Linked DNA regions of Homo sapiens: region 1 is linked to region 2. A link is an interaction called in ENCODE POLR2A ChIA-PET data of the cell type or tissue named here. Cell type or tissue: PC-9. All regions are shown on one strand. Region 1 overlaps COL24A1 (collagen type XXIV alpha 1 chain). Region 2 overlaps COL24A1 (collagen type XXIV alpha 1 chain).

What was found. Peaks named below come from ENCODE experiments on the same cell type or tissue, not always from the same donor. Only the 100,000 strongest peaks of a DNase experiment are listed, where the experiment ranks them.
Region 1: POLR2A ChIA-PET joins it to region 2 with 15 read pairs; 2 of 35 experiments call an interaction of 5 or more read pairs at or near these places.

Annotation. Positions count from the first base shown.
Region 1 is chr1:85,974,738-85,977,237 of GRCh38, forward strand. All of the region lies in intron 20 of COL24A1 (collagen type XXIV alpha 1 chain), which reads right to left. Among named protein-coding and RNA genes, the nearest start is that of COL24A1, 180 kb to the right of the region's middle. RefSeq lists an enhancer at 2,175-2,254. In PC-9, no CTCF peak of the experiment used is centred here; a DNase peak (open chromatin) is centred at 1,424.
Region 2 is chr1:85,905,783-85,908,282 of GRCh38, forward strand. COL24A1 (collagen type XXIV alpha 1 chain) reads right to left here. Exons shown (of 60, transcript NM_152890.7): 28 at 1,412-1,465. Among named protein-coding and RNA genes, the nearest start is that of ZNHIT6, 200 kb to the left of the region's middle. In PC-9, no CTCF peak of the experiment used is centred here; no DNase peak of the experiment used is centred here.

The sequences.
Region 1 (2,500 bases), 69 kb after region 2:
TCATATGTTAAACACAAACTTTAAAAAAGTTAAAATGTGCAGAACTGGAAGTAGAGTGCAGATTTGAAATCCAGTTCTGCACTTTACTAGAGATGTAAACTATTTCTTAATCTATAGAATCATGTTACCATCAGCATCATAAGGTTGCTGTAGGAATAAATAAAATGATACATAGAATATAACAGGAACTTAATAAATATCAGTTTCCTTTCTCCTTTTATATCAGACATTAATTAGTAGACATTTCTCAAAGGGAGACATACAAGTGGCCAATAAATAAATGAGAAAATGTTCAACATTGCTAGTCATCAGGGAAATGCAAATCAAAACCAGAATAAGATATCATCTCATTAGAATGATCATTATTAAAAAGACAGAAAATAACAAATGCTGGTGAGAACACAGAGAAAGGGTGATTTATTGGTGGGAATGTAAATCAATACAGCTAATATGAAAAAAGTATGGAGTTTCCTCAAAAAAATAAAAATAGAACTACCATATGATTTAGCAATCCCACTACTGAGTATATATACCAAAGAAAGAAAATCAGTATATCAGAGAGATAATCTGCATTCTCAAGTTTATTGCAGTGTTACTCACAATAGCCAAAATACAGAATCAACATAAGTATCCACCAACAGATGACTGGATAAAGAAAATGTAGTATATTATACACAATGGAATATTATTCCACCATAAGAAGAATGAAATCCTATATTTGCCACAACAAGGCTAGAATGGGAGGATATTATATTAAGTGAAATAAGCCAGACACAGAAAGACAAATGTTGCATGTTCCAACTCATATGTGGAAGCTAAAAAAAAATTGATCTCATGGAGATAGAGAATAAATTGAATGGTGGTTAGCAGAGGTTGGGAATGGTAGTAGGGAAGGGGCTTCCACTTGGACAGAACAGTGTATGGAGACTCACATCATGGACTTTTGCTCCAAGAACCACTACAGTAAAGTACCAGGAAAACTTAAGGATTTCATAGATCCTCTGACAGAAATGGCATGCTGCTACAAATTCTGCAAGACAGCAAAAAAACTGTGAGTTCCCAAAGTGTGTGAGGGGGAACACCTGCCTCCAGACACACATCCCCACTGGGGACCCTGAAAACCCAGATTACAGGAGAAGGATTTAACCTTACCTAGAGCTGAAACTGATTTAGCGTGAAACATAAAAGTAGAAGCAGCAGCAGGAAGAGCATTGTAGGCACTCCCATTCTCCAGCTCAAGCCAAGGGAAGCCATCCTTGACTATATCTCACTAGGGCCCTCAGGGAAGGCAGCCGGCAGAATCTGGGAGGGGTCACAGGCTGAAAAAAGATTCCAACTGAACTTTGTAATAATTTTGACTGAATGCAAACTCTCTAGAGCAGAATCTGAGGGTGAAACGGAACTGTTGCAGAGAGTAGCACAGGAGCCAAGGCCAACAGTATTTGAAGGCAGGGAGGGGCGAGGCCTGAAAGCCTTGCTTGCTTTCTCAGCAGGGAAGCTTATAGCCTGGGGCAAGGTCTGAATGCTGAGCACAGGCTACCTGGAGACAAACTCAGTGCTGTTAGTAGGGCACATTGTCAGGGGCAAAACCGACCTCTACATGGGAGCTGGGTAAGACCTAATGCTACCGGCTTTCCCCTACTTCTCTGATGACAGAGGGTATTATGGAACAAAATGCCCTCTGGAACATAACCCCATTGGCCCAAGAACCACACCCCCTCCCCCACAGGAGTGTGGCAAGCCCTGCCCAAGGAGAGAGTCTGAGCTCAGACTGGCGTAACCCTGCTCCCACCTGATGGTACTTCTCTACCCGCCTAGTAGCCAATCACAAAAGACATAAACTCTTGGGAGCTTTATGGCCTTGCCCATCACCTGAGAAACCCAAATACTTATTCTGGCCAACTTAGGGCAAGCTTATATCCCCCTTCCACTACTGCAGCTGGTGCTCTCTTGAAAGCAATACCTCCTGGCTGGAGGCCAACCAACTCAGGATATTATGGCAACTCATGACAAAATAACCTGACAAAATAACCCTACTCCAAGGAAGTACTCAAAAATAACTCATGACAAAATAACCCTACTCCAAGGAAGGAGAAAACAACAGCTAATTCCACTGACTGCAACACCCTGGCTAACCAGAGGTCCTGAGTCTGTTCACTGCTAGCATAACCAGCATTTGAGAAAGCCAGCACGTGAAACGTATCTACAACCAAGGACTCTTACAGTCTACTTCACTCCCCTGCCACCTCCACCAGAGCAAGTGCTGGTATCGACAGCTGAGAGACCTGAAAATGGATTACATCACAGGACACTTTGCAGACAATCTCCAGCACCAGCCTGGAGCCTGGTAGCCCTGCTGGGTGGCCAGACCCAGAAGAGCAATAACAATCACTGCAGTCCAGCTCTCAGGAAGCCCCATTCCTAGAAGAAGGGGGAGAGCACCACATCAAGGGATCACCCCATGGGACAAATTAATCTGAACAGCAGCCCTTAAGTTCCA
Region 2 (2,500 bases):
GCACAAAGTGGTTTAGGAAAAGACTGTGCTTAGATACACAGCTTGTGCTTAAGGACTCAAATTACTTAATTAACAAAAGGAACAAGTAAGTATTTCTTCTTTTTTTCATCTGTCACAAATTGGTTGAACTTTCCCATTATGACTTATACAAAGTTGAATAAACACATTTGACCTAACTAAATATTGAATGCTGGCAGGGTACTAACCACTAAATGGCAGTTTGGGTACAAATCATCTATCATCATTTTTTATTTTATTTTAAATCTCATTTGGGCTAATATATTAGAGATGTGACCATAGAGTATAAATCTGTAACCCAGGAAGGAAAATAGTTTTTCAGAAAGGAAACATTAATAAAGGCAAATCTGCTCTCTTTCTTCAAGCTTCACCGAAAACACAGGATATGACTTTGAAGTCATTACTTCAAACTGGGAATTCATTAACAATTTTCTCCCATTTGCCAACTGGAAAACTGCAAGGTCTTTTTTTTTTTTTACCATGGTTAGGTAGAGGATATTTTTAGAATTTTAAAATATTTTCTTCATAAGCTCTAAAACTTAAATCAAAGTAAGGTCAAGGCATAACACAGAATCCTTAAAGCCCACATATCCAAATTAATTTAAAAAATACTCCCTGATATTCCATATGGTATTGAATAGCATGGGCTTTGGAGTCAGACACACTAAGGTTTGAATACTGCTTGTGCCATTTCTGTGTGTCTATAGAGGCCGTATACTTAAACTTTGAGAGCCCTGGTTCCCTCAACTATAATAGCTAAGATATAATATTTTTCTCTCTCTAGTGGTTTTGAGTATTGAGATAATATATGAAAGAGTGCCTGGCATGTGACAGGCATGCAATAAATAGTGGCTCTTATTTCTTTAAAAAGGATTTAATGTTTAAGATACAACTTAAAGAGATGAAGATTTATTATTTAATTCTGTATACATGATTATTAGACAATGATGATTATAATAACTTTGATTTACAATTAATAAGCTCTTATTCATCTTGTGTATCTTTGTTCCACTTCTTATTGCTTTTATTTTGTCATGATGTTATTTTTCCTTGCTATGTAAGTCTGTAGAGAAATAATTCATTTAAAGATCTTCACATTTACCATTCTCTCAAAGAATGGAATTGGAGGCTGGGAATAAGAAACAAGAATTCTATATGAGTTAGTGATACATGTAAAAATTAAAATGGAAAAATGTGATTTTATAACTACAAAAGATTATGAGTTGTATTTCAATTAACATAGGGCATTCATCTAATATAATGAAAATAGAAAAAACCTGACAAGATCTAAGCAGAATTCTAGAAGGTATGATGCTATTTTTGTTGCACATTTTCCACTATTTATGAAGTAATTTTGGGGGGGTTAATGTACTTTTTTCCTTAGATTACTTACTCTTTGTCCTTTAGGACCTTGACTCCCAGGTGGTCCTCTTGCCCCCACATGACCCTATATGTTGTAAATTTAAAGTCAGTTGTAGAATTTACAAGAATACTATCAGAATAATAGCCATAATCTTTCTTATAACATATATCCTTCTCCCAGGACATTTTTACAATTGATTAGTCTTCCTTAAAAATATGCTTTAATCACACTGCCCTCTACCAATATTCTGCTTTTGAAATATTCTACTATTTGGACAAATTTAATGTCTGGGTGTTTACACCCTGAATAAAAAATGGAGAAGCTTTTAATATTCACTGACCAAGTCGTTTTCAGAAGGAACACATATGGAGTGATGGAGGAAGGAGATATCCATTGAGCTAGACAGACCGGTCTAATCTGCCTGGCCCATCAAAAAAGCAATGGCTATCATGGTAATATTTCTTTACTATTATTCTAGATATTTATGCCAATCCCATCACATAAAAATAGTTTTTTTGTTATAAAAATGCCACAAAATGTTCCAAATTACTATGCTATAAAAATAGCCTGCAATGGAGATTAAGTTGCTATTTATTATTAAGTCAATTATAATGAATTATTTTTATAGCTATAGTCTTTAATTAAGACTCAACTGGAAAACAAAATTTATTTATCTATTAACCCAAGGTAGATAAAAATGAAGTAAACTTTAGTATTTCAAATTTATTTATTATTTTATGTGACTAAAGATATTAGTAACTGTTCTTGAGACTACTCTTCCTAATTTTAAAAGCCAACAACATATTTGCAAATATACTAGAAAATTGGGCTTATTTTTAAAACAGAAGCTTCACAAATAATAAAAGTCTTCACTGATAAGAAAAGTTCTGCTCAGGGGATCCTAAAGGCCGATCTTGTTCATATTTTAAGTTCATAATAGCTGTCAGATTCTGATAAGCAAAATTAATTTAGGGGAAACACTTCATCATCTTTTTGTAAACAAATGGAATATTTTCAATACTACAATTTTTGTTTAATAAATACATATTTTTATGAATTTTATCTGGTTGTGATAATATTTACAAATTTCTGAGAAAAATATGTTGAAGCTTACACTTG